Linked DNA regions of Homo sapiens: region 1 is linked to region 2. A link is an interaction called in ENCODE POLR2A ChIA-PET data of the cell type or tissue named here. Cell type or tissue: PC-9. All regions are shown on one strand. Links, peaks and the distances in the headings refer to the core of each region. The heading gives the core; the rest is flanking DNA. Region 1 has its middle 16 kb from the start of LINC01267. Region 2 has its middle 62 kb from the start of LSM3.

Evidence for each region. Peaks named below come from ENCODE experiments on the same cell type or tissue, not always from the same donor. Only the 100,000 strongest peaks of a DNase experiment are listed, where the experiment ranks them.
Region 1: POLR2A ChIA-PET joins it to region 2 with 18 read pairs; 2 of 35 experiments call an interaction of 5 or more read pairs at or near these places.

What each region holds. Positions count from the first base shown.
Region 1 is chr3:14,333,566-14,338,949 of GRCh38, reverse strand. No RefSeq gene overlaps it. Among named protein-coding and RNA genes, the nearest start is that of LINC01267, 16 kb to the left of the region's middle. RefSeq lists an enhancer at 3,602-3,771. In PC-9, for the core only: a CTCF peak has its summit at 2,889; a DNase peak (open chromatin) is centred at 2,359; H3K4me3 peaks cover 372 bases; H3K27ac peaks cover 2,248 bases.
Region 2 is chr3:14,238,380-14,243,763 of GRCh38, reverse strand. No RefSeq gene overlaps it. Among named protein-coding and RNA genes, the nearest start is that of LSM3, 62 kb to the right of the region's middle. In PC-9, for the core only: no CTCF peak of the experiment used is centred there; no DNase peak of the experiment used is centred there.

The sequences.
Region 1 (5,384 bases), core at 137-5,136, 95 kb before region 2:
CACTAAGTCCATTCTGACAACCTTTGTTATGTGCTTGAGACGACTGGCCATGCAGGGTGACAAGGGGCACGCTGCCCAGGTGAGGAGGCAGCTGAGCTCCTGGAAGGCCCCCAGAGAGTGTCCTCTCCAGCATGCTTCCTGCTGGGTCACTTACTCAGATTTAAAAAAAAAATGTATTGAAATATAATCATATGCCAAAAAATTAAACCATTTAAAATGTACAGTAAAGTGGGTTTTTTTAGTTTATTTATAGAGTTGCATAACCATCAGCACTATCTAATCTTAGAACATTTTCATCACCCCAAAAGAAACTCTCTACCCATTAGCAGCTCCTCCCCATCTCTACCTCCTGACCCCCATGCCCTGGCAACCACAAATCTACTTTTGTCTCTATGGATTTGCCTATCCTGGACGCTTCATATAAATGCAATAGTACATGATGGGGTCGTTTGTGTCTGGCTTCTTTCACCTGCCTAATGTTTTCAAGGCTCATCCATGTTGTGGCTTGTGTCAGTACTTTATTCCTTTTTATGGCTGCATAATATTCCACTGTACGGATACACCACATTTTATTTATCCATTTATCAATTCATGGTCACTTTTTCTCAATTCTTGGCCATTATGCATAATGTTGCTATAAATATCGGTGTACAGGTTTTTGTGTGAAAAGATGTTTTCCTTTCTCTTGGGTGTATACCTAGGAGTGGAGTTGATGAATCCTATAGGAACTCTACGCTTAGCATTTTGCTCCTTCTTAGTTTGGAGGAGGTCAGGAACTATTTAACGGTAATCTTTCTTGAACAATTTAAAAATACATTCCAACAGCCAAGCCATCCTGTAGCATCTGCAAAGCTTGGGCTGAGCTCCAAATAGAGGGTTCTTGAAGGGACTAGGCACGTCTCAGTGAGTTCAAATCCTGCTTTGCCATTTGCTGTGTGACTTTGCTCAAGTGTCTCCACCTCTCAGGATCACAGCGTCCTCAGCTATGAAAGGGAGGTATTAACATCCAACTCGAAGGGATTTTGTGAGGATTAAATGTGATATCTGAAGCCTGCCCGGCATGCTGTAGGGGCTCAGTACAAGATGTAGATGTCAGTGCAGCAAACACATGTTTATTCCTGCCCTGTGCTGGCTGCTGTCATCTCACAGCTGGGAAGACTGAAGACCAGGAAGGATTGGGATTTTCCCAGAATCAGGGAAGTGAGTTCAAGTACGGGGGACCCTTCCTGTCCCTTAGACACATTCGAGACAACGGAGGGGTCAGGTCAGAGCACCCCCAAGTCATGCTGAAGTTCTCACTTTGACCCCTTCTCTTCCCGCCAATTGAAATCATCAGCTGTGCCTTGGGAGGAGGAGTCTTCCCCTCTCTGTGCTTCGGTTTCCTCGACTGTAAAATGTACTTCCCTCAAATGGTGGCTGTGACGATTAAGTGAGATAATGTGTGTAAGATTAAGCTCTAGAGGCTAGTATGTATGAAGTGTCCAGCACATAGGAGCTGTTGCTTCCAGCTATCAAGAGGGATGCAGAGGCAACAGTGAGAACTAAAACAGCAATCCAAAACCAGGCACACCCATCACAGTGGCTGCGAGGAGAAACACAGACAAATGGCAAGTTGGTGAAGAGGTGGAGCGACTGGAACTCTTACGTGCAGCTGGCAGGAGTATCAGACGGTATAGGCACGTTGGAAAACTTGGGCAGAACCTACCAAAGCTCAACATACACATATGCTGTGACCCAGCAATACCACCCCTAGCCGTTTACCGAACAGAAGCGTGTGCTTATGATCACCGAAGGACTTGTTCCAGAATGTGCAGCCCTGTTTGTAATAGCGCCAAGCTGGAAACAACCCACACATCTAACAACAGGAGACTGGGCAAATGGCCTGGGGTAGTTTTCTACAAGGGAATATGTGACAGCATGAGAGCGAACGAACCAGAGCAAACCAGACACAACCACCTGGGTGAATCTCACAGATGTGCAGTTGAGCAACAGCAGCCAAGCACCAAGGGGTACATGGTGCAGGATGCCATTTGTATAGAGCACAGGACAGCTACTTCTGCTTTCTGGAGTCAGAGTCAGGGGAGTGACCCCCTTGGGGGAAGGAGCATGTGGGGGCTTCCACAATGCCCGTTATATTCTGCTTCTCATTCTGGGTGACACGGGTGTGCTCAGGTTGTGAAAATGCATAAAGCTCTACATGCGTCATTTGTGCTTTTTTCTGCATGAATGTTTTACTTTGAAAAGTTTACTGAGAAATACAAGCTTATGCATTTTGCAAGAATGCGTGCAAAAGGGCAGGCATTCCACCCTGTAGACTGGTCACCTGTGCTGGCCAAGTTCGTCACCTGCATTGGCAAACAGGAAAAGAGAAGAGTAAATAAGGAAATTGGCATGGAGGGTGGTGCTTGCCTGGGCCAATGAGGATCATGTGCCTGGCACATGGCGGGGATGGGGGTGTAATTCAGTACTCAGCACTGAGGCTCAAAGGGAAAAAAATTTCTGCCCTAGGGATGGGGCTCTAGTGTGACTGATCGTTACAAGATTTAAAAAGAAAAAAGAAAAATGTAAATGCTTCTATGCCGAGGCCACACTTTCTTGCTCAACACCCCTCCTTCTGGCTTGCAGGTGTTTCCACTACTCTGCAGTTCCCAGTGTTGGGGACAGTGGACAAGTCTGGTGTTACCATGGTAACCACAGTCAATCTAATCCTAACTGCTTACCAGCACTCCTTTGTGCCAGGCACAGTACTAGACCCTTTGCACATATATTGTTTCATTTGTTCCCTCAGGTAAAAGACAGGTGGGTAATTAATCTAGCCGTGGTAAAAATAACTTGCATTTGGAGATTGACAACCTGTGCCCGAACTTGACCCTGGACAGCTGCACAGCTGTGCAAAGGTGGACACGTTCCTGGGTAGTAGCCTTCTATTTCTTGTCTGTAAACAGGGACGGTGACAATCTTGGCTGCTCAGTGCTGCCCCGAGGACTGGCCAGGCCAGGCATGCACAGTGCTCAGTGGGGTGAACCTGAGGCCCCTGTTGTTATTAGTAGGGCTGTGGTTTTGTCATTATTCCTGTTGTGAAGATGGAGAAACTGAGGCTCACAAGAGGCATTCATCTGTCCAAGCTGCCTTGGAGTGGCTGAGCTGGGGTTGAAGGCAATCATGCCAGCTTCCAACACCTCATCTTAACCCACTTGGCCAGGCTTTCCCCTCCAGGACCCCAGAGGACACACACATGCTAGACACCCACATATGGCAGGTGGGACAAGTAAGTGAAGGCCTGGCCTTAGCTATTTCCTTGGCTCTGTCTCAGGCCTGAGGCAACTGGTTCCCCTCGCCTATGGCAGGCTCTCGCAGCTCCTTCCTTGAAACTCTGGGGTGGGGGTGGGGTTCTACAGGCCTAGGATTTTTTCCTGGGGTGGGAGATGTGCCAGGCCCTGCTCTGCATGCCCTCATCCATCCCAATGACCCAGACCCTGTCTCAGCCTTGCCATTTGCTGTGGCAAGACACTCTAGCCCACTTACCGTGTCTCTCTGGGCCTCAGTGTCCTTTTCTTTAATATAAGGTTGAGCACCACACTGAAGGGTGCTGGTCTTTCAAAGTCCCTTTGGTTTCCTCTTCTGTCCCAAGAATCTTCCTCAGAGCTGAATTTGGAATTCAGCCTGCCCCAGGAGCCCAGAATGCCCCGGCCAACTTTCTGAAGATGGGGCTGGGGTTTTCATTTTAGAGAGGAGGCTACTCGCAGGAGTGGCTCCTGTGTTTCTTCCTGCAAGAAGTGCTTATGAGCATCTCCTGAGTCGGATGCAGAGATGAATAAGAGGGAGCCGTGGCCCAGATGGCTGCACCATATGAAGTGGAGGAGAACGGAGGCTTCCAGCCGCCATCAGACAGACAGACAGATGTACCCACTGCACCCAGCCCTGGGCTTGGCTCGCCTGCACTCTCTTCCCCAGTCTTACCAGGGGAGACATTGGGTAGAAGCCTTGTAATTGGAGGGAAGAGGATGTGACTGGAGACCTTGACACTGCAGGGAGACGATGCTCGCTGAGCTTTCCAAGCCTGGGATCTTTGTTCAAAGGAGATGGAGCAAAAATTATGCTAATAGAAGTAACATCAATTTTTCCAACGAGCCAGCAGTAGTACAAGTGGCTGTTGAGTGTGCATGCCTGTGTGCATGTGCATGTGTGTCTCTGTGTACGTGTGTGTGTTTGTGTGTCTGTGCGTGTGTGTGTGTGCGTGCGTGTGTGTGTGTGTGTTGAGAGATAAAGGAAGAAAACTCATCCTCATGAAGGAGATCTTTCCTTTCCTTTTAGACCTTTTGGGTTTAAAATGGCAGCATAGCCCAGTGGTCAAGGGCATAGCTTGGTGCCAGCTGTGTCCTCTCAGTGAGTCCTCAACTTCCTCGTTGCTTCAGCTGGAAGGTGGGGACACTGATGGCACTCACCTTGTTGGGTCGTCAGGGGACCCAGTGGATGGACACAGGGAAGGTGTTCCTTACAGTGCCTGGCTCCTGGGGGGGCAGCCTGAGGGTTTGCTGTTACGAATGTTAGGATTTTAGGGCAAAGGTCTCCAAACTTGAGGGAGCATATGGCCTCATGGTTGAATACTTATTTGGAAAGTACAGATGTGATTACTGAGCTAGTATCTTATGTACATTATAAAACAAACACAAAATAGAAACTAAAAGGTTCACAAATGTGTAATCTTTTCTTTACCCACCCAGTGACTGCTGCCCGGAGCTCACACTCTGGGCAGAGGGGGCTGGGCTGGGTGCCCCCATCCTGTGGGGTACCTGGCCGAAGTAACTGCAGAGCCCTCTGGGAAGTGAGGGATTAAACCTCCCCCAGGGTATTGGTGGGGAATGCAAGGCAGGCATTTGTATTTTAACATTTAATCCATGTGTCAAGGTCTGTTCTAACCACCTCACAACAGTAACTCATTTCATCCTTAACAAGGAGTGTTTCTGTGTTAGCTCTGTTTTAGCAGAGGGGAAACTGAGGCGCAGAGCAGTGAAGTAACTTGCCCAAGGTCACACAGCTGGGAAGGAACAAAGCCAGGCCTGGTTCCAGAGTGCATCTACCCACGGACAGGGCCTAGAGGAAAGCCCGTGAGACTGACACCCCTGACTTCCCCAAGGGCACGCTGCAATAGATGCCCTGACAACAATGTGATCACCGCCCCTGTTTACAGATGCAGAGGCCAAAGTTCAGCAAGCCGAGGGACCTGCCTTGGGTCTCCCAGCTGGTAAGTGGTGGAGCTGGGATTCGAACCCAGGTCCAACAGACTCCTCAGTCCATTGTCTTCACCACCAGCCGAGCTGCCTCCAGGAGAGCCCTGTTGTGGGAAGAGCACTGGGCAGGGAGTCCTGAGACCTGAGTTCTAG
Region 2 (5,384 bases), core at 91-5,090:
ACTTACACAGCTTCCAAGTATCTCTTATTTAGGTCAATGTTTTCTTCTTCTTCTTTTTTTTTTTTTCTTGATGCCCAGTAAAGTTCAACTTTATTGTAAATTTTTTGTTTTTTGAGTCGGGGTCTCACTCTGCTGCCCAGGCTGGAGTGCAGTGGTGTAATCATAGCTCACTGCAGCCTGAACTCCTGGGCTCAAGTGATCCTCCTGCCCAAAGTTTTCTTCTTACTTAACCTTGGTTTCTCATTTTTCTACAATGACCATGAACTTTTCATCGTAATAACAAAAAGAAAAAAAAAAGGAGTAATAAAGATAGGACACGTGATGAAAAAAATCACTTTTCAAACACCCAACACATACTGAAAGTACAAATGACATGGTTTTCTTCCATTTTTCATATTATGTTCCTGTCTGCAATCCATAATCATCTCTCTCCAAGTTCAGGAGATCCTCTGAGGCAGGTCCGGTGCTGCTGCGACTCCCCTGAGTAATATGAGCACAGACTTCCCAAGCTCAGATAGGAATCAAATTGTCCTCGGAAGAGACTTGGAGCGGAAGAAGCTGGTGACCTGGAAACACAAAGAAAACCTCAACAAAAGCCTGCTCTCTCACCAAATGGCCAGGAAAAGGCAGCTTAGCAAGAGAGAAAACTTTTAGGCAACCTGTTCTACTCCAGCTAAACACCACACAAATCATACAAAGCAAATGGTGAGTGGGAGCCTAGACGCCCCCACTTGTGAGGCTGTAACAAGGATCCCAGTAGCCTGGCTGGAGCGGTGTCCAAGAAGGCCAAGTAGAGAGCCGAAGGCCTCACCCTCGCTGGCTGGCAATCAGCTCATCCTTCCCCACCCTCATGGAGTCCACCCACATGGAGACTCTGGATTTTCACTCCCACTCAGCAATAATGTGGAGTCTCTCCCTCTCCCCACTCTCCAGTGTGTCCAAGGAGGTCTTGGGAGGGTCAGGACTTTCAGCAGCACCCAGCAGCAATGAGGCCACCTCCATCAAACTGTCAGTGAGACTGCTGGGGAGCAGGAACTCTCTCCCCCAACTTGGCAGTAATAAGAACCCCCACACCTTGGTGTCAGCGGAGGCTGAGTGGGAAACCTGGACTTCTACTTTCACATGTCAGCCACGAGGAGTGCCACACACATGCCCCAGTGAGAACAGTTCAGAGAAAGCTAGCTACAGAGAAGGCTTCCATAAGGCCCCGAGTCTCATCGAAATACAAAAATTTCCAGGTTTTAATAAAAATTCACTTGACATATCAAGAATCAGGAAGATCTCAAATGGAATGAATAAAAGACAACTAATCGATGAAGGTGATGGAGATATTAGAATCATCTGAAAAGGATCTCAAAATAGCCATAATAAAAAGAACAGAAAGAAAGCTATAAAAGGAGGACCTTTGGAACATCAGGAAAAAAGAAAGAATATAACAAAAAAAAAATGGGTAAACCAAACAGGCTTTCCCTTTCCCCCAGATAAGCTTCCCTAAATCATGTTTGATGGATGGAGCAAATATTACAACACCGGCTGCTGTGGTTCCACATGTATGTAGAAGAAAAATTTAAGACAGCTATTAACAGGTGCAGGTAAAGGGACAGAAAGGGAGCTAAGGTTTCTATACTTCACTTAAACTGGTAAAATAATTACATCAGTAGGCTGATAAGTTATGTATACATAATTTAGTACTTAGAGAAACCATCAAAAGTCTATATGAAAAGATACACTCAAATACACTATTGATAAATCAAAACAAAATTACTTTTATTTTTAGAGACAGGGCCTTACTCTGCCACCCAGGCTGGAGTGCAGCAGTGTAATCATGGTTCACTGCATCCTTGGTATCCTGGGCTCAAGTGATCCTCCCACCTCACCCTCCCGAGTAGTTGGGTCTACAGGTACGTACCATGGAACTTGGCTATTTTTTTAAAAGTTTTATATAGAGCCCAAATCTTGCTATGTTGCCCAGGCAGGTCTCTAATTCCTGGGCTCGAGGGATTCTCCCACCTTGGTCTCCCAAAGTGCTGGGATTACAGGCATGAGCCACCATGTCTGTTCCAAAATAGAATTTTAAAAATGCTAGTGTAACCCACAGGAAGGCAGAAGAAAGTAAACAAAGAAATTTAAAACAGAATCTGGGTGCTTATAGTCCTAGCTACTCAGGAGGCTGAGGTGGGAGGATCACTTGAGCCCAGGAGCTCAATGCTGCAGTGAGCTATGATTGCACCACTGTGCTCCAGCCTGGGTGACAGAGTAAAACCCCATCTCATTAACATAATAATTAAAAAAGAATTAAAAAGAAATTAAAAACAGAGAATAAACAGACCATTTAAAAATGACAGACCTAGCTTTATAATATCAATATTTATATTAAATATAAATGGGCCAGCTACACCAATTAACAGACAGAGATTGGCACAGTGGATTAAAAAACATGACCAACTCGGCTGGGCGCGGTGGCTCACACCTGTAATCCCAGCACTTTGGGAGGCCGAGGTGGGCGGATCATGATGTCAGGAGATCGAGACCACTGTGAAACCCCGTCTCTACTAAAAATACAAAAAATTAGCCCGGTGCGGTGGTGGGCACCTGTAGTTCCACCTACTTGGGAGGCTGAGGCAGGAGAATGGCGTGAACCCGGGAGGCGGAGCTTGCAGTGAGCCGAGATTGCACCACTGCACTCCAGCCTGGGCGACAGAGCGAGACTCCGTCTCAAAAACAACAACAACAACAACAAAAACATGACCAACTCTATGATGTCTACAAGAAACTTACTTCAAATATGATAATATAGACTGGTTGAAAGTAAAAGGATGGAAAAAGATACATCATACAAACATTACTTAAATGAAAGGAGGAATGTCTATATTAATAAATGGTAAGGTAGACTTCAAAGGAGAGGAAGTCAGAGACGAGAGGGACATTACATAATGATAAAAAAGATAACCCATCAAGAAGTCATAGCAATCCTAAATGTGTCTACACCAAACAAGGGTTGCAAAATACGTAAAGCAAAAACTGATAGAACTGAAAGGAGAAATAGACAAATCCACAATTATAGTCGAAGACTTTGCACTGCTCTTTCAACAACTGATAGACCAACTGTATGGAAAATCATCAAGGATATAGAAAACTCAACAACACGACCAACTGACAGGATCTAATTGGCATTTATAGACCACTCCACCACTAACAGCTGAGTACGTATTATTTTTAGGTGCCCACAAGACACATATCAAGATAGACCATATCCTAGGCCATGAAAAATGTCACTGAGTTTAAAAGAATTGAAATCAGACACAGTATTTTTTTGAATACAATAGAATCAAACTAGAAATCAATAACAAAAAAAAAAAGTGAAAATTTCCAAACCTGTGGAAAACAAAAAGACATACTTCGAAATAATCAAAGGCAAAGTCTTCAAGGAAACAAAAAATCCATTGAATTGAATGAAAATATACAACATACCAAAATTTATGGGAAACAGCTAACACAGTGCTGAGAAGGAAATTTACAGCACTAAGTGCAAATGTCAGAAAAGAGGAAAAGTCTCAAATCAATCATCTAAGCTCTCATATCAAGAACCTAAAAAAGAAAAGCAAGACAAATCCAAAGCAAACAGAAAAAAGGAAACTATAAAGAGCAGAAATTGATGAAACTAGAAACAGAGAAAATCAATGAAACAAAAAACTGATTCTTCATACAAAATAAATGAAATTTCTAACCCTCTAGCAAAGCTGATAGAGAAAAAAAGAAAAGCCACAAATTACCAACATCAAGAAGGAAACAGAGGATATTCCTACAGACCCTACCCACATCAAAACAATAATAAGGGAATAATATGAACAACTCTATACACATAAATTAGACAACTTAGATGAAATGAAACAACTTCTCGAAATACAAAAACTACCACAACTCACCCAATATGAAATAGATCATTTCAATAGTGCTCCAATATTAAGGAAGTTAAATTTGTAATTTTAAAAAACTGTCAAAAAAGAAATCTCCAAACGTTCAAAGAAGAATTAACATCAATTCTATACAATCTCTTCTAGAAAATAGGAGGGTATTGGCCAGGGTGCAACCACTGAAACAGAACCAGTAAGAGATACATACTAAAGGATTTATTGCAAGGAATGGGCCTACACTACTGTGGAATCTGGCTGGGCACTCTGAAACTGGGCTGTCAGTACAGGCAGTCTGAACCTCTTGGGCACAACATGAAGCTGCAGTCCACAGGCAAAATTTCAGGGAAATTTCACAGGAATTCAGGGAAACTGCAGTTCTGCTTGTAAGATCTTTCAATTGAATTAGGCCCGCCCAGATAACCAAAAATAATCTATTTTAAGACAACTGATTATGAATGTTAATCACATCTACAAAATACCATCACAGCTACACCTAGATTAGTATTTAATTGAATAACTGGGGATGAAAGCCCAGCCAAGCTGTCAGATAAAACTGACCATCACAGTCCACCCTTTGTCAAATTGGCACCCAGATCATCTCCTTAAACCATACATAATTATCCAAATAAACAAGATAGCTAAGTCACACTTCCATCTAACATGATACAAACACCCTGAGTACAACTGAAAACACATTAACCCTTTTCCCAGAGCAGTGTGCAAAGTCCTTGGGTGATGTTCACCCTTCCCTTTGGTAGCCTGTAAATACTGTGATGTAAAGTTAACTATTATTCATACACCTTATGTCATATGATAAGGGCATAAGAAAGGTAAGAAAACAAACATATTTGCTTAACAGATATATACCAACATGTACATAACAAAATAAGGCAGAAATAGTTATAGCTATTACAGTCCTCATTTCTGCAACTGCACATGGTCGTAGCTGGCATTTATAACCACCTTCTTCCACTAACCATTCCATAGTCCCTCTGCCCTCAGCAAGCACCTCAGCTGGTCATGCTTTTTTACCTCGTAGAGTGACCCAAACTTTCATTTTTGAAGGGTGTAGGCCATTAATAGCTCTGCCTGAATTGGGTTGACAGGACATGGTAGTACTAAGAGAAGCCCTAATAGAGCTCTTGTATTTCAGGCATGTTCTTCCTTTCCTTACCAATGGCAATATTTGGCATATCTCTATTGCTATGGCATGCCATGTACTACCAGTGTCCTCTTTGCCAGGGGTCCCCAACCCCTGGGCTGCGGATCGGTACTGGTCCGTGGCCTCTTAGGAACCGGGCCATACAGCAGGAGATGAGGGGCAGGCGAGTGAGCATTACCACCTGATCTCCACCTCCTGTCAAATCAGCAGCAGCATTAGATTCTCACAGTGTGAATCTTATTGTGAACTGCACATGCAAGGGATCTAGGTCGCGTGTTCCTTATGAGAATCTAATGTCTGATTATCTG